Linked DNA regions of Homo sapiens: region 1 is linked to region 2. Evidence: chromatin loops called from intact Hi-C (ENCODE). Cell type or tissue: heart right ventricle. All regions are shown on one strand. Links, peaks and the distances in the headings refer to the core of each region. The heading gives the core; the rest is flanking DNA.

Region 1 (9,456 bases), core at 600-8,599, 95 kb after region 2:
TCCTGGACTGTATCAGCACCCATGCTCAGAGAGGAAGCCACAGACATGGTGGCAATTCTCACTGACCTCAGTGTGTGGGGCTCTAAGGTGGATTTAGAAAAATAAAAACATGGGCTGGGCATGGTGGCTCACACCTGTAATCCCAGCACTTTGGGAGGCCAAAGTGGGCGGATCACTTGAGGTCAGGAGTTTGTGACCAGCCTGGCCAAGAGGGTGAAACCCCGTCTCTACTAAAAATACAAAAATTAGCTGGGCGTGGTGGTGGGAGCCTGCAATCGCAGCTATTCGGGAGGCTGAGGCAAGAGAATCGCTCGAACCTGGGAGGCAGAGGTTTGTGGTGAGCCGAGATCCTGCCATTGCACTCCAGCCTGGGCAACAAGAGCGAAACTCCATCTCAAAAAAAAAAAAAAAAAAAAAAAGAGCCGGGTGTGGTGGCTCATGCCTGTAATCCCAGCACTTTGGGAGGCCGAGGCGGGTGGATCACCTGAGGTCAGGAGTTCAAGACCAGCCTGGCCAACATGGTGAAACCCCGTCTCTACTAAAAAATACAAAAATTACCTGAGCATGGTGGCTTGTGCCTATAATCCCAGCTACTCGGGAGGCAGAGACAGGAGAATCGCTTGAACCTGGGAGGCGGAGGTTGCAGTGAGCCGAGATGGTGCCACTGCACTCCAGCCTGGGAGACAAGAGTGAAACTCTGTCTCAAATAAATAAATAAATAAATAAAAGCATATGACCTTGCTCAAACCTGAAGTCCTGAGTCACCTACTCATTAAAGTAACTTTCATATAGACTTCAATTTATAAATTATAATGCAAGTATTAGCAAGCTCCTAGTCATATGCCAAAGAAAACTGGCATAGGAGTAACCTTCCCCACCCCACTGCCCTAGCTGAAACACCTGATTGTGGGTGTTACTGGCTTTCTCACTTCCTTCTCTGTGTACACGCAGTCTCTAGTACCGAGAGTACCCTATGTACTGGCAGGGTCCCAGAGAATGGAAGGACACAAAAGAGAGTCTCGGATGGGTGCCTTTGAAAGGCTGCCGAGCCTGGATGATTGCATTTCCTGATGGTGGTCCGGATGTTTCAGTAGGCACTATATCTTTTTCTAGTAATGGCTATCCAGATTTTTGGCTGTTATCAACTCTGCTGCTGCTACTGTCACACACCTGGTCTTCACAAGAGAATGTCACCGCACCCTTTGCATGACCCCATCCACCTATCACACCCGTTTCTCCTTGTAAGCCTCAAAAACCTCCAAGGAGGGAGCAAGTTGCCACCTGCTGCACTGCCCTCCACCAGCTTGACTGGTTTTTCCTGCTAAGGCAACGCAGTCCTTCTGCGTCTGAGGCCCTGGTGACCCATGGAGACCTATGTAGTTAGCAGCCATAGGACAAAAAACTCGAGTTTGGCAGGCAAACAGTAAAATAGGTCTTTTCAAGTGATTCTGAGAACCTGAAAAGTGACTTTGTTGTAAAACCTGTGATTTTCCTTTCTCCTTTCCAATGAGTTGGATTTTTGAACTATACTTAGTATTCAGAACTCAAAGTACTCTCTGTTCTCATTGCTTGCGAATGTATTACAAAGTGAACCCTTTCTCCCAGTAAGGGGCAGAGGGTTTTTGAAGAACCCTGCTGCTGTCCTTCAGATGGTAATCATATTTGACACACTTCAACTGGCCATCGTCACACCAGGTTCTAAATACATTTCTGAGCAAAGAAAAGGAAAAAACTATTCTCTTACTCTTTAAAAAAATATACAAAAGTTATTAATTTAGTTCCAGCCTTCTCTAGATAAAAATGATTGCTATAGAAAGTGAGGCAAGAAACTAACACCTACTATGTGCCAGGGGCTTAGCATGCACACTCTTACTTAATCCTCCAGAAGGCGGGCTTGACAGGCTGCTATTGATGTCTGGCAGGCTCTCATTAATTAACACAGCAGGAGCTCCAGAGGAGCCACACCAGAAGCTACAAGGCCTATTGAGTTGCCCAACGTCACTTATGCCATATTCTATTGCTTCAAGCAGGTGATGAGGCCAAGCCAGATTCACAAAGTGGGGAAACAGATTCTGCCTGTGTATATACTAGGGCTGGGTGGAATTATTGAGGCTAGCTTTGCAAATCAGTTAACACACTGGACCTGAATAAAAAAGAGTAATGAAATCTGGCTTGTGCCTAGCGCCAAAGGTGTAATATTAAATGAAATAACATTCACAAAGTGTCTTGAGCCACTTTACAGAAAAGTGCTGTGCAATTAAGGTGGAGGTGCAAATTTCTACTATAAACAGAAGTAGTTTTTGTTTGTCATCATGATGTGTAAAATCAATTAGGTGGATTTAATCTGATTTGGAAGGTATGTTTGCAATGATCAGATAGAATACAGGCAATATTTATTCGGCATACATGCGATTCACTGCGAAGAATTCTGGAGAAGTCATTCAATAGAGCAGCTGAAATTGAACTGAGGCACACAGCCGGCTGGCTGGGAGGAGGTGCCAAAGGATTAAGATGCTGTGGGCAGGGTGAACAAATTGGCTTCAAATACGAGACCCAAATTGAGAGTCAAAAGAATGGATGCTCCTAATGACAGGTGTTGATTTGCAACTGAGCTGCTTCTCACATAAACAACCCTGAGAAGCATAGACCTAGGTGGGTAACAGCCAAGATTTGTTTATCTAACAAAGGTTAATGATTCTCCAAGCCACACCAGGTAGACATGCTAGTTATTAGTGTTTATTGTTATTTCCTTATCTCTAAAGGCGTTAAGTCTCTGACTGTTAGCTGGGATAAACTGGACTTTATGTCTCCATGAGGTTTGTGTCTTAGAATGGCTTTGGTGTGTCTGTTTCCGGGTGATAGATTCAGAAAATGGCCAAGGGAACACTGCAACTGATAGGAGAGGGATGGAAAAATCCCTGAACTTAAAATACTGCACCCAGAAGAGGAATGGCAGTGATATCAGATTGGGATGTAGAAGACTTTGCTTTATTTTTTTATTTTATTTTATTTTAGAGACAGAGTTTCGCTCTTGTTGCCCAGGCTGCAGTGCATTGGCACAATCTTGGCTCACTGCAACCTCCACCTCCCGAGTTCAAGCGATTCTCCTGCCTCAGCCTCCCGAGTAGCTGGGATTACAGGCGTGTGCCACCACGCCTGGCTAAGCTTTGCTTTACTCTCCCTCTGCTACTCACCAGCTATGCAACCTTAGATGTTTCCCCCTTCACCCCCGCAGCAGGTAGTACGTCCGTGGTTCTCTTGAATCTAATGACTGAATTCCATCTCTCCTACCATTATCCAGGTCTTTATCAACTGTCTTTATTTTTTATTTTAGAGACAAGGTCTTGTTCTGTCACCCAAACTTAAGTGCAGTGTTACTATCTAGCTTGCTACAACCTCAAACTCCTGGGCTCAAGCAATCCTCCTACCTTGCTTTGGCATCCTGAGTAGCTGGGATTACTGGTACACACCACCACATCTGGCTATTTTTTTTAATTTGTATTTTTTGTTGAGATGGTATCTTACTATGTTGTTCAAGCTGGTCAGCTACCTTTTGGGTTAAAGCAATGCCTGTCTAGAGTTCATATCCGATCATGTCACTCTTCCATGGCTCCCCATTTCCTCTCCAACTCCTGAGGTTGGCACACAAGACTTTTCATGATTTGGGCCTGTCCGTCTCTCTTGGTTGACATCTTGCCAATCCTCTCTCTCTACAGTAGGTTGATTTGGAGGCCAAAAAAAAAAAAAAAAAAGACCAAATTCTCCCTCCTTGTGTTCACATGATTTGCAAAAATGTTGTGCAGCTTCTCTCATCAAGGGGTGGAGTCTATTTCCCTGCCCCTTGACTCTAGTCTGGCTATGTGACTTGCTTTGGCTTTTTAAATACACTGGAAGTGGTCCTGTGTCAATTCTGGGCCTAGGTCTCAAGAGGTCTGGAGTACTTCTGCTCTCTCTTGGAACCCTGCCACCACCGTGTGGACAGGCCAGGCTGCTGGAGAATGGGAGCTGATTTGGAAGACAGCCCAGTCGTCACAGCCAAGGCTATCCTAGACCAGTCTACAGCTAGCGGATGCCTAGGCATGCAAAAGAGAGCCGCCTGCCCAGCTCTCAGCTGACTGCCAATACATGAATGAGCCTAACTGAAACAAGAACTGCTCAACTGACCCATAGACTCATGAGCAACAATAATGCTGTTATTATTTCAAGCCACTGAGTTTTGCCATGGTTTGTTATATAGCAATAGCTAATTGGTACACCCTTAATTCCATTTCTGTACACTGTGGGCTCTAGCCAGGCTACATCTTTTGCCGTTTTCTGTGTGTACCATCCTCATTTTTACCTTTTGGCCTTTGAACAGGTGGGTTCCTCTGGCTGAGATGCTCTTATCTTCCAATTTTACACTCTGCTTGGCTAAAGTGTATTCATGTTTCATGATTTGGCATAGATGTGTCTTCTTCCAGCAAGTTTTGCTTCTCTCTCATCATGACTAGGTTAGCTGTCACTGCTGGCAAAAGATCCCTTCTGGACCTAACTCTAGTGAGGCTCCTCTAAATCCTGTAGGCCTTGAGCTTCAGTGTCCATCCTTGCTGGACTCACATCACTCAGTTTTAGCAAGAATCTTGTTAAGTTAGCGCAGTGGTTTGAATGTGTCCCCAAAAGTTCATGTGTTGGAAACTTAATCCCCAATGCAGCAGTGTTGGGAGATGGGGCCTAATAAGAGGCGATTTGTTCATGAGGGCTCCACCCTCATGAATGGATTAATGCTGTTATCACAGGAGTGCTTTTGTTATCATGAGAATGAATTTATTTAAAAAGTGAGCTCAGGCTGGGTGCAGTGGCTCACGCCTATAATCCTAGCACTTTGGGAGGCTGAGGTGGGTGGATTGCCTGAGCTCAGGAGTTCAAGACCCACCTGGGCAACATGGTGAAATCCCGTCTCTACTAAAATACAAAAAAAAAAAAAAAAAAAAAAAAAAAATTAGCCGGGCATGGCAGCGTGTGCCTGTAGTCTCAGTTACTCGGGAGGCTGAAGCAGGTTAATTTCTTGAACCTGGAAGGAGGAGGTTGCAGTGAGCCGAGATCGCGCCACTGCACTCCAGCCTGGGTGACAGAGCGAGACATCCGTCTCCAAAAAAAAAAAAAAGAAAAAAAAGTGACCGCAGCCTCTTCTCTTGCCTTTTCACCTTCTGCCATGGGATGATGCAGCAAGAAGGCCCTTTCCAGATGCGGGCCCCTTGACCTTGGACTTCCCAGCCTCCAGTACTGTAAGAAATATTTCTTTTCTTTCCTTTTTTTAAATTTTTTTGAGACAGAGTCTTGCTCTGTCACCTAGGCTGGAGCGCAGTGAGATAATCATGGCTCACTGCAGCCTTGACCTCCTGGTCTCAAGCAATCCTCCCACCTCAGCTCCCTGAGTAGCTGGGACCACAGGTGTGTGCCACAATGCCTGGCTAATTTTTTATTTTTAGTAGAGACAAGGTCTCACTATGTTGCCCGGGCTAGTCTTGAACCCTTAGGCTCAAGCAATCCTCCTGCCTCAACCTCCCAAAGTGCTGGGATTACAAGTGTGAGCCACTGCACCCAGCTATTTCTTTTCTTTATAACTTACCCAGTCTGTGGTATTCTGTTATAGCAACACAAAATCAACTAAGACAGTAAGTTTACAGAGAATCCTCACCCTTGATATCTGATCACCCTGGCCTGCCTTTAGCAAGAATCCTGTTAGGCTAATTTAGCAAGAATTATCCTACCCTCCTAGTGATTTCCCATCCATTCATGCCTCTGCCCTGCTTCTTGGCCAAAATCCCCATTTTTTTGTTGTTGTTGTTGTATTTGGAGTTGTGCCCAATCTCCCTCCCCTACTACAAAACCCCATTACAGTAGTCTTTTGAATAAAGTGTTCCTTATCAGGATCAAAATAATTCTTTTTATTTACCACTGTCATGCAGCCACCCAACAGGTTAATTTGCCACTGGCCAGATACAGACAATTTATCAAGACAGGAATTGCAATATAGAAAGACTTTAATTCACACAGAGCCGGTTGAATGGGAGACCAGAGTTTTATTATTACTCAAATCAGTCTCCCTGACAATTCAGAGACTGAGGATTTTAAAGGATAATTTTGTGGGTAGGGAGCCAGGGAGTGGGGAGTGCTGATTGGTTGGGTGGGAGACAAAAATCATAGGAAGTCAAGGCTGTCCTCTTGTGCTGAGTCAGTTTTTGAGTAGAGGCCACAAGACCAGATGAGTCGGTTTACTGGTCTGGGTGGCGCCCTCTGCTGCATCAAAATGCAGGGTCTGAAAAGTACCTAGAGCACTGATCTTAGGTTTTACAATAGTGCTGTTATCCCTGGGAGCAATTAGGGAGGTTTGGAATGTTGTGGCCTGTGGCTGCATAATTCCTAAACCATAATTTCTAATCTTGTGGCTAATTTGTTAGTCCTACAAAGGCAGTCTGGTCCCCAGGCAAGAAGGGGGTTTGTTTCAGAAAAGGGGTGTTATCTTTGTTTCAGAGTTACACTATGAACTAAGTTCCTCCCAAAGTTAGTTTGGCCTATGCCCAGGAATGAACAAGGATAGCTTGGAGATTAGAGGCAAGATGGAGTCAGTTAGGTCAGATCTCTGTGACTGTCATAATATTCTCACCGTTACAATTTTCACAAAGGTGTTTTCAATGTTCTCTCATAGCATCTTGCCTTCGTCTCTTCTTTCCACTTGTTATGCTGTATTGTAATTTCCTGTCCACTCATCTTGTCAGCAGCAGCAAATCCATACCTCAGAAGATAAAATTTGACCGAAGGGCACAAGGCAGAGGGAGAAACCGAGGGAAGTTTTAGAGCAGGAGTGAAAGCTTATTAAAAAATTTTAGAGCAGGAACAAAAGAAAGTGAAGTACATGTGGAAGAGGGCCAAGCGAGCGACTTAAGAGATTCAAGTCCATGGTTTGACTTTTGACTTGGGGTTTTATATACTGGCATGCTTCTGGGTTCTCGTGTCTCTTCTCTGATTCTTCCCCGGGGGTAGGCTGTCTGCATACACAGTGGCCTGCCAGCACTTGGGAGGGGCCACATGCTCAGCGTGTTTACTGAAGTTGTGCACTGCCTCACTTGAGGCATTCTTCCTAACTAGTTGAGTGTTCCCAGAGGAAGGTCATATACCAGTTAAACTCCACCCTTTTGCCTCTTAGTGCACATATTTGAGCCCACTCGCCCAACTCCTGAGATCTTATCAGGGGAAGTGGCTGATCACCAGCTTCAGGTGTTTTCTATGTATTGCGAGACTGCTTTTCCCTGCCACCAGCTGCAGCTAATTACTACGTTAGAGAAACAGTTTAACAACTGCCTCACCATCATCTGATGGTGGTGGTTGATGGGCTGGGCGCTCTCCTGCCCTGCTCATATCTGCCTGACTGCCTACTCTAACAACCTGACTTCCTTTTCTCCCTTAACTTCCTGAAGGAAAGGGTGTGTCTTGTTTAAAGTAACATTGCCTGAGCGTAGCAGAGTGTCTAGTGTATAGTAGGTGTAGCAGGACAAGCCGCAGACAAAACTCCTCAGACACCGAGTTAAAGAAGGAAGGGGTTTATTCAGCCGGGGGCATCGGCAAGACTCCTGTCTCAAGAGCTGAGCCCCCCAAGTGAGCAATTCCTGTCCCTTTTAAAGGCTCACAACTCTAAGGGGGTGCGTGTGAGAGGGTCATGATTGATTGAGCAAGCAGTGGGTACGTGACTGCGGGCTGCATGCACCGGTAATTAGATCAGAACAAAACAGGATAGGGATTTTCACAGTGCATTTCTATACAATGTCTGTAATCTATAGATAACATAACTGATTAGATCAGGGGTCGATCTTTAACTACCAGGCCCAGGGTGCGGCACCGGGCTGTCTGCCTGTGGATTTCATTTCTGCCTTTTAGTTTTTACTTCTTCTTTCTTTGGAGGCAGAAATTGGGCATAAGATGATATGAGGGGTGGTCTCCTCCCTTATAGGAACTCACTATAACTTTGTCAATGATCAAATTATTCTACTTCCTTAGGTTTCAGTTTCCTCACCTATAAAATGTAAGGGATAAAGAGAATCGAGATGCCAGTAGGTTTGTATTGTATGCTGACTTTGATCCATTGGTTCTGACTGTCCACAGCTCCATACTGAGAAGGATTATGTGACTGTGACTGCAGTTATAGGGAAGGAGTGTCACGATTAATTAGCTGTAACTGCTACGGTCAGGAAATAAGAAGTGACAGCAAACTGCCAAATATCTGCCAATCTAGAGGAAGATGATTTATCTGGCTCCTGCGAACATCAATCTTGCTCAATCCAGCCATGTCTGCATTATATATTGTGCCAATGAAGAGAAAAACCAAATGTGAAACTGACTAGCTGCCAAAGTTAATGTCATTTGCTGTGGGAGAGACCAGGTGCTTGCCAATCCATTTTCTTTTCACCAATCCACTTTCAGCACACAGCTGGATTATGTTTTTCCAGCCCCTTTGCATTAAGTTTGGACCACAGAGTAGCTACCCACAATGTAATGTAAGCTGCAATGATGATGTAACAGCTCAATGGGTTCTTCTTGCCTGCTGCCCAGATGGAGCTGATTTATCAAAGCAGGGAAATTGCAATGGACAAAGAGTTTAATTCATGCAGAGCTGGCTGAACAGGAGACCAAGGTTTTATTATTATTCTAATCAATCTCCTCCAATGTTTGGAAGTTAGGGGTTTTCCTTTTCTTTTTTCTTTTTTTTTTTTTTTGAGACGGAGTTTTGCTCAGTTGCCCAGGCTGGAGTGCAGTGGCGCAATCTCGTCTCACTGCAAACTCCGCCTCCCAGGTTCAAGTGATTCTCCCGCCTCAGCCACCCGACTAGCTGGTATTACAAGCACTGGACATCATGCCCGGCTAATTTTTGTATTTTTAGTAGAGACGGGGTTTCAGCATGTTGGCCAGGCTGGTCTTCAACTCCTTACCTCAGGTGATCCACCCGCCTCGGCCTCCCAAAATGCTGGGATTACAGGTGTGAGGCACCACTCTCTGCCAGGTTAGAGGTTTTTCAAAGATGGTTTGGGGAAAGGGGTGGAGGTGGATAGACAACTGGGGCTTGCTGCTGATTGGTTGGGGATTCAATCATTGGGGTGTGGAAAATTGTCCTCCTGTGTGCTGAGTTGCTTCTGGGTGGGGCCACAGGAGTGGTTGGCAGGTCCAGATGGAGCCATCGATGTCAGACTTGTAAAAAACTGGAAAATACATTTGTTTAGTTTTTTTTTTCCTTGTTTTGAGATGGAGTCTGACACCCAGGTTGGAGTGCAATGGTGTGGTCTCAGCTCACTGCAACCTCTGCCTCCTGTCTCAGCCTCCCGAGTGGCTGGGATTACAGAAGTATGCCACCACACCCAGCTAATTTTTGTAGTTTTAGTAGAGAGGGGGATCCACCATGTTGGCCAGGCTGAGTCTCAAACTCTA
Region 2 (9,456 bases), core at 905-8,904:
ATTTTGACAGTAGATGGCAGACTTGTTCTAATTTGGTGTTTCCCTGAAGAGTTTTTAAAAATTAATAAACTTAATTCAAAAAATTTAGAAGATATGTACTTCCTTGAAAATGTTTTCCCTATGTTTTATACACTACCTGGCACATATGTAAGCCCCACTAATTAATCAATACTTTGCAATTAATAATTAATTAAATTAATTAATATACTTTGCAAGCTCTTCATTCACTGGTACAATGGCCCAGATGTTCACAGAAAAATTTTTTTGTAACTTTCACTTCAAGTTATTTTATATGCATTTGTCAAAATTTTACATGGTGAGCTACAGTGTATCTCAAAACTTCATTAAAAAAGATACACTGTGAGTTTCTTTTTTGAGCCAAATTTTTAAGGGGAATGGATTGCATAAAACTTTCCACATTAGTATCTGAAACTCTCTACATTACTATCTGAATGATTATGCAAAATTTATATTTTGGCAGCCAAATAGTTTAAATCTGAAAGCAAATTTCATATTTCTGTGTTAAGATGCTTTGATTTTTTTCTGCACTGCTGAGTCAAATTATCACTTACTTGGCAATCTCTCCCATGAGTTGCCCAGAAGGTCCCCAAGGATCATCGTTCGTTGCCTCTCGAACCTTAGACTCGATCTCTGAATAATTCATAACAACATTGGTGCTGTAGAGGAAAAAAATGCACGCACACATGCACAAAGATTAGCATCAAAACTGAGAAACACATGAAAACTTAATAATGACACTACTGGGTGTCCTAATGAGCTACCTCTACAGGATGGGAGAGAAAACATCTTTTGTGCACAAGCTACCCCAAGGACACTATGTAACACACTTAAGTTATCTTTAAGCAGATTTTACTATACCATTAGCCTTCAAGAATACAGATGAGAGATTACATTAGAGCTGGCATTAAGTCCAGTAAAAAATGGCTGAAGGTCAAATTAAAAAAAACAAAAACAAAAACTGAACATGCTGGAGTCTATTATAAAACTAAGTTGTCAGTTTCTTGACCAGATCTGGTTTACATGCAATGCAGGCTTATGTTTCCTGCTTATAGAAATTCTATAAATTAGGCAAAATTATGTAACAGCTGAACAGTATCTATATCACATTTTTAAAAGAATAAATCAAAGATATCTACAGATGTTTAGAACCACTATAAACACTGAACTGTGATCCTTGAGTCTTTTTTCATTTACTCTATCATATGCACTTCTATGTCATATATTCACTGTAACCCTCACTTTTACTGGCTGCATAATATTCCATCAGGAGATTGTACGATGGACACTTAACTTTCCCTTAGGTCTTCAGCAATGATCAAGAACGTGGGCCTCAGGAGTCAGAAAGATCTGATTCCAATCACTTACTATGTGACCTTTGACAAAATTATTTTAATTATCTTAATCTCAGTTTCCTCAACCAATAAATAAGAATACTACCTCAAAGGCTAGCACAGCAAATGGTGTTTATTTAGCACAGTGTCTGACATATAGAAAGTACTCAATATATGTTAGCTATTATTACTATCAAATATAATAACCAACACCAGCCTGGGCAACACAGTGAGACCTGGTCTCTAAAAAAAAAAAAAAAAAAAAAAAAATTAAAAATTAGCCAGACATGTTGGCATGCACCTGTAGTCCCAGCTACTAGGGAGGCTGAGGTGGGAAGATTGTTTGATTCCAGTAGGTCAAGGCTTCAGGGAGCCATGACCGCCCAACTGTACCCCAGCCTGGGCAATACAGCAAGACCCTGTCTCCAAAAAACAAAAGGAAATATATATAAAATAACCATCTATTAGGAGTATTTCAAAACATTATGTAATATTTTTATATGAAAGAATTCACTTCGGAAAAAATCAGATTAAGACATGAGATGGCAAAATATTTGGTTAAAATGGAATTTCTCATGCTTATATGAATTTAAGAATTCAAAGACATTTTGAGAATAAAGACTGCAAAAATGTGACATCCTATAGTAGTATTCATTTGACATCGAAAGCTCCAATTATTACCAAATAATTGTTATAACAGGTGTCTGTGAATATGGTAATTCAATTCTTCCACTTAGCATTAAGTCTTAGAAATAGTGAAAAATCAGAATTTGGTTAACTATTACATGCATATACCCCACTTTTGCTATATGGTTTTTCAGTCATCAAAAACTTCTATTTTTAAAATAAGGAAGGTTTGGTTGAAATTGGCACTCAAATCTCTTAAATATAAATTTCAAATTTATTACAAACACTTCAATTTCTTCATGTTTAAAGAACAAACCAACAAACAGGTTTGGGTCAAATTTTAAAGGAACAATTATGCATTTAAGTGTGACTTGCCAAAAAACTGAATCAATCTGGCTTTCAGATTTAAATTCAGAACACTGTTCTACTATGGAAGAAAAGCAAAATCCTATTATTTTCTTTCAAATCTTGGAGAAAGCTGCCTCCTAAGATATCAATTAATGTGACAAAATAAATATAAATTCCTTCCCCAGGACTAAAATAAATCCACAATCTCCACTGCCCACCCCCCCTTAAAAATGTTAAGACCACTAAGGAATACATTTTCGTTAAAATCCAGTAATGCTTCTATTGCAACAGTTTTATGTATAAATGTAGAAGAACAATTTTCCTCCTAATTTTATCAACCATGGAACCAAAATAAAACTAAGGCAGCCAATAACAGATTCACAATTTAAGATGCCACAAAATGATGAATTTCAGAATGCTTTTGTTTATCCTGGTGGCTGAAGAATGCGTGGCTTAGGCAGTTAAAAGTGTCAAAATGCAGCTGTGAAAATGAACAATAGCAATTAGGATTATAATTCACCCAAGCATTTCATTACCAAGAATGCACTTGAAATCTCTTTGCATTGTTTAATTTGTTGGAGAACAAGATGAAAGAAGTTAATCTCCAGTCCATGTACATGAAATATTTTTACCAGAGCCTTCATAAATGCTGTAGATTTCAGAACACTGCTTTCCTTGTTCAAGCGACAAAGGCCCATGGGTCAAATAAGAAAGGTTCTGTTTCCGTAACCCTTCACAAGATTCTTAGCTGAAGGCCTGTGTGAGTGCTGTGTTTAGAGGGAGAGGTGGCAGAGAGCCAATAATCTAAGAATCTCCTCATTTCTTTGGTTGAAAAACAATGGGAGCCATCAGAACATACTTACAATATAGTTATTAAGTATATCCACAGGAGGATATGGCAAACATAAAACAAAAAAATAACAGAACGCTTACACAAAGAAACCAGATCTATTAGAAGTTATTTTCCAGGCCAGGTGCAGTGGCTCCTATCTGTAATCCCCAGCACTTTGGGAGGATGAGGCAGGTGGATTGCTTGAGCCTAGAAGTTCGATACCAGCCTGGCCAACATGGCAAAACTCCATCACTACAAAAAATACAAAAATTTGCTGGGCGTGGTAGCGTGTACCTGTGGTCCCAGCTTCTCAGGACGCTGAGGTGGGAGGACTGCATAAGCCCAGGAGGTTGAGGCTACAGAGAACAAGACCCTGTCTCCCACTCCCCTCCCCCAAAAAAAGCTATTTTCCAATGAAGCTGTTGCTTTCAGAAACTGCAAAGAACCCCCTCAAGATGAGATTTGATGGCATAAAGAATTCCAAGACAAAGTATTTTAAGCTTCAACTAATTCAGAAACAAATGTAAACTAAAAACAACACTGTATGGTTTGGCCTTATTCCAGGTCATTTAAAAATAACTATTTCTAAAAAGGTAGAAATGGCATTTTAATCCTTCCTTTCTCATGTTTTCTACTGCCCTCAATCTATGCCCTACCCATAATTCCAGTGACCTTTTTTAAAAAAGAAAACAATCCCTCCGTGTTAAAAATAAAAATAAAAATTATGTCCAGATTTGAAAGGAAAAAAATGGCTAGTTTAATTCTGAAAACTTCTGACACAAATGTTTTAAGAATATATCACAGACGCTAGAGGGGGCACTCTCAACGGTTTCTTAAACACACACACAACAATCCAGACAAAGGTCTAGAATTTGATCTGCAAACAAAATTACAGAAAAAGACACCGCCCCTCCCCAATAAATTTCATACCATTTAAACTAACACTACAGTCAAACAAGTGACTTACGGACTTTCACCAATCCTAAATTGAGATTCCTAACTTGAAATTTTAAAAAATTATCTCTTTACACTTAGTTGTTGTTTTTTTTAAAGTACCGGCAACCATTATTATGACCTTCTGTTGAAGGCTCAAAGTCTTTGGATACAGGCTTTTCTACTTACATTTCCTTTCATGTAATTATCATTATAACACTTAAAGGTAACCAAGAATACTTTGATAACACCAAAAAAATTTTCTGTATATTATTTTAAACCAGTCTGACAGTAATACCAAAAGAAAACTTGACCCACAAAATATCTAATGATTTTTAACATTTCTGCTGTCACCATCAATAACTACCTTTTATTTCCAGATTTTTATCTGTATTTAATTTCTGCAAACATAAACAGACATGAGATGTAATAATGGAGGGAAAGTAAAAGAAGAAAAATAACTTTAAGAAATGCTGCTGTTTCACAAGAGAACATAAACCAGGAAAAAAAATGTTGCTGTAATTTTTACATTTCTTCACTAGTTTAAATAGTATCTGTAATTTTCAGAACAATCTAATAGTCACCAGAAAGTACAAAATGAGCCCTTCTCACATGTGTTCTATCTAGGCTTACTCAACATATTAACTTTCTCTTTGCTTAAAACAAGAGTCTTGAAAATGAGTGACTTGAAGAGTAGGTTTCTCTGTCCTGATAAAGATAGGTAATTACTAGGATCACACTGTTTAAATGTAACAGTTACAACTACTGGGTAGTTCAGCAGTATAACTGGCTAACAATACCAAATCTTAACGGACTCTAATATTAGGCCAAAAAGAAAGTTAAGAGAGGGAATGAAAGATGGAAGGAATCACCAAAGAATGAAGAATACAAGAATAAAATCCATAGACACAATCATTATTGTTTATGAAACTGTTTGTTGTTTCCAAAGTGCTTTTACTCATTTTCACATTTGCTTCTCAGAACACTCCAGCAACTTCACTCTGCACAACTCAGCAACACTGACTCACTAGATCTTTAGTGCCAACTGCGAGAAGTTACCATCCTCAAGTTTTGCACACATGCTTTGATATGGTTTGGCTGTGTCCCCACCCAAATCTCATCTTGAATTGTACTCTCATAATTCCCACGTGTTGTGGGAGGGACCTGTTGGGAGATAATTTGAATCATGAGGGCGGTTTCCCTCATACTGTTCTAGTGGTAGTGAGTAAGTCTCACAAGATTTGATGGTCTTTTTTTTTTTTTTATACTTTAAGTTCTAGGGTACATGTGCACAACGTGCAGGTGTATACATGTGCCATGTTTGTATGCTGCAACCGTTAACTCGTCATTTACATGAGGCATATGTAATGCTATCCCTCCCAAGATCTCATGGTCTTATCAGGGGTTTCTGCTTTTGCCTCTTCCTCATTTTCCCTTGCTGCTGCCATGTAAAAAGTGCCTTTCACCTCCCGCCATGATTCTGGGGCCTCCCCAGCCATGTGGAACTGTGTCCAATTAAACCTCTTTTTCTTCCCAGTCTTGGGTATGCCTTTATCAGCAGCATGAAAATGGACTAACACATGCTTCTAGAGCTATGTAAACACAGCCAGTATTCAGTTAGTCAAGGGTCAACTATTCAGTTTGTAAATTATTAGTGTTCATCGTAGCCCTCCTCTTTATTCTCCATTTTCTGCTTATTTGACTACTTGACATTCAGATAATATCAAATTATTTTACTTGGTAAGTTTCAGTCCAGTTTTTAGAGGTAGAATTGATTAAAAGCTAAAATGAGGCTTTTACTTACAGGCAGTCAATACTTCTTATCTACATTAAGAATCATCAGTAAAATAATTAACAAGAAAAAACTTGAGCAGTCCTTGTTGGTATTTTTTCCTCTTAAAAGTTCAAGAATATGCTTTGCTAAAACAAAACTATACACCAAGAGAAAAGGTAAAGTATAGGTATAATGTGGTACTAACTGCTAACAAAGGAATAAGGAGTAAAGTGAAACAGATTGAGAAGTATTTTTCCCAGTTTGCCTTTTAAATTTTATTCCTTTAAAAAAAAACTGAAGTCAAATGAATCTATATTTTTTATATGGTTTCTCTTTGTTTTAAGCTTATTGTCAAGATTTCACTCATCCTGAGATCAGGCAATCTTTTATTTGAGACCTCTAAATGTGTTCTGACGTACGCATGCATACACACACCCATACTAAGATAATTTAAAAGACAGAAACATCTGGAGACAGAAATAAACATAACTTAGTTCCAAGCAACAGTTTTAAATAATGTTTTTCTTTATATTAATACTCTCCTGTATTTTCCAAATTTTTTCAAAGTATTATATTGTAACCAAGGTTAAACTACTAAAGGCCATTAAAAATATAAGTACTGTATCATCATTAGCTACATTTTAACTATTTATAGGCAAGTAAACATCATGGTAGACCACATGAATATTATCTGTACTTCCAATATCTTGTTTTATCAGGTTAATAAGTGCAGCAAACAGTAACTAAAATATATACATACAGACTAAAATATGTACACCAAGTGCTATGTATGCAAAACCACAGAGAACAATTTAAGTACCCAATTTTGGAATTAATATGATTTTTTAAAACTGTTAGGGATGAATAATTCTTGACATCAAAATCTGTATTTAAAAGTCACCTTTTATCCTCAATGCCACAAAGGTTTCAGAAAAGATACTTTTATAAATTAAATGCTCTTATTAAGTATAAATCTTCTTAATAATTTTTTTAACATAAAACACCCATAAAATTAACATTGTAGAATAGGGGTACCCAACCCCCGGAGTTGCGGACCGGCCTGTTGGGAATGGGGCTGCATGGCAGGACATGAGCAGTGGCGAGCGAGCGTCACTGCCTGAGCTCTGCCTCCTGTCAGATCAGTGGTGGCCTTAGGAGCGTGAACCCTGTTGTGAACTGTGCATGTGAGGGACCTAGGCTGTGTACTCCTTATGAGAATCTAATGCCTGATGGTCTGAGATGGAACAGTTTCATCCGGAAACTATCCTCCCCAACCCCTGGTCTGTGCAAAAATTGTCTTCCACAAAACTGATCCCTGGTGCCAAAAAGGTTAGAGACCACTGCTGCAGAAGACAGTTTCCTCAGGTAACAAAAGTCTTAAACCAGAAACATTTGGTCTTTCTTTTTATGTTTCCATCCATAACATTAGATAAATAGTTTTAAGAATAACTCTAGAAGCTAGATAATGAACCTTGTGATATTCATTTTTTATCAGGGGATAGCCTCCACCACATTACCCTTGTTTGCAAGTTGAACATTTTATAGGTTCAATACTCGTATTTTAATATCAAGTTATATTTCATTACAGTCCTGTGAACAGTATCAAATGTACTGTCAACGGCCAAGAAGCCTACTATTCCTAAATTCAACAGGTAGATTACTTTCATTGTTAACGAAATATCTGAGGCTCTATAGAAATGATGTGGGGAGGTGGAAAAACTCATTCGTCCACATGGTGGGATATTCACCACCCATCAGAAAAAAAAGTCTCTCACTGATCTGCAAATGAAAATGAAATACAATGCAATGAAAAAGTCTTAACACAAGCGACAACATAGCGCAGTAGAAGAGATAATTTTGCTATAGTAAACATGTTATAAAATAGCCATGCTGTTAAAGCAATAATAAACCATAGTACTCCCTCCATATTGCAAGAATTCCAATAAAATAAAGTTTGGAAAAGTACAGAAGAAACAAATATCACAATCCTGGACACTTCCTCTAAAGAAACTCACTCCAAATCCCACAACTAGTAAATGGCATATTTAAAAACTATTAGGTCTTTTAATTCCAAAGCCCATTTTCTATTATGTCACACTGTACTAAAATCATAGAATATAATCTGGTCTAAGATGACATCAAATGTAGCATCACAAATTATGCTACAGAAGAGCTATATGCCAAATAAATATTTAAAAAGATATATTCTCAGTCATGGAAATTACATTTTCTTTGGTTTTAGTAAATATTAAATACAAATCATCTAACTGAAAGGGAGGAAACTGATGTCTCTCCTCTTAAACATGTACTTTTAAAAGTAAAGAAAATACCAGTTTGATTAGGGAAAAACTGAAATCAGAGACATCTAAAATCTGAAGCTCTCTTACCCATTCTGCAATAACAAGATTTCGGAAAAGAGTAACCTAGTTATTAATACTTAAAACATATAACCTATTCAATCCAATGATATCATATGTATATGGGATGCATATTATTTATGGCTTCAACTATGTACACAAATGACTATGCTGGATTATGCATCTTCTGTTTTCCTCTTTACTTTTCAAGAGGGAACTCTAAATTTCTAAATGCTGAAACACAAAACTTTGCTTTTAAAAATAACCATCAGGAATTTGCACAAAAATATTATACCCTATCTTTTAGCTTTCTCAGTCAAAAAAAAATTACGATCAAATGAGTAAAAAGCAGCTTACTACCAGGCTTTGAAGGAGGAGGGGAGCCCCATAATACTTTTTAAATCTATTTAAAATAATTCTGGATACTCAAAGATCAAGTTAGTTACTATAACTGAGAACCTAAAATACCTTTAAAACATGGCAAACTGCCTAAGTCCAAACTCTAGCTGCCTGTTCGTATGAGATTAAAATTACAGAAAATGCTGTCTTAATGTTCAAAAACACCACTTCCAATTTTTTCCTCCTGACATGATGTAAGACCATAGAAACTGGTATAACTATTTTTAAAATTATAATTAAGTTGTCAGAAAATTAAGGACTGTATTCTTTTTTTAAACCAATGCTACTCTCACATCAATTCTACTTCCAAATTCTTTGTTTCATTCTGACTAATGCTGGCCTTCAATTTCAATAATCGTTGAATCCAGTATTATCATGAAGGCAGAGAAATGAACCACAGAATTGTAATCACTCTTGGTGTTTTAATACTACTGAACATTGCTGATTGATATGGCTGAATATTCTTGTAACCTTAATTCAAATTTTTACACTGTATTTGTACTACTTATAGATAAAATAGATAAATATTATGGAACTGTTTTATATGTAAGTGTTTTTCAGTTTGAGGAAGAAGGGAGAGGAGGAAGGGGGAGCAAGTGAAACACCAAACAATACTCTGCAAGTAGGAAAATTCAAAAAGCTGTAAGAACTCCTAACATTCTCGGAAGATTAAAGACCCTTGTGTGTATCTTCAAAATTATGAAAATGGAAATGTCTGTACAGACTGTTAACAATCTCCCACATTTATCCATAAATTAAAGATCCTGTGCTTATCCTCACCACCGGATAATGAATACATATCGTCACCAAAGTCTTATTTCTCAGGTAAACTTT

Evidence for each region. A loop is a pair of places that touch in the nucleus more often than their neighbours do. Peaks named below come from ENCODE experiments on the same cell type or tissue, not always from the same donor. Only the 100,000 strongest peaks of a DNase experiment are listed, where the experiment ranks them.
Region 1: it touches region 2 in a loop (7-fold over the local background); 37 of 110 quality-filtered maps call a loop at or near these places.

What each region holds. Positions count from the first base shown.
Region 1 is chr5:157,911,859-157,921,314 of GRCh38, forward strand. No RefSeq gene overlaps it. Among named protein-coding and RNA genes, the nearest start is that of CLINT1, 57 kb to the left of the region's middle. RefSeq lists silencers at 6,187-6,296, 7,809-7,951. In heart right ventricle, for the core only: CTCF peaks have their summits at 3,975 and 6,279 (motif pointing left); DNase peaks (open chromatin) are centred at 3,993 and 6,253; H3K4me3 peaks cover 632 bases; H3K27ac peaks cover 3,659 bases.
Region 2 is chr5:157,816,871-157,826,326 of GRCh38, forward strand. It overlaps CLINT1 (clathrin interactor 1), which reads right to left. Exons shown (of 12, transcript NM_014666.4): 2 at 573-677. Among named protein-coding and RNA genes, the nearest start is that of CLINT1, 38 kb to the right of the region's middle. In heart right ventricle, for the core only: CTCF peaks have their summits at 3,962 and 4,165; no DNase peak of the experiment used is centred there; H3K27ac peaks cover 3,060 bases.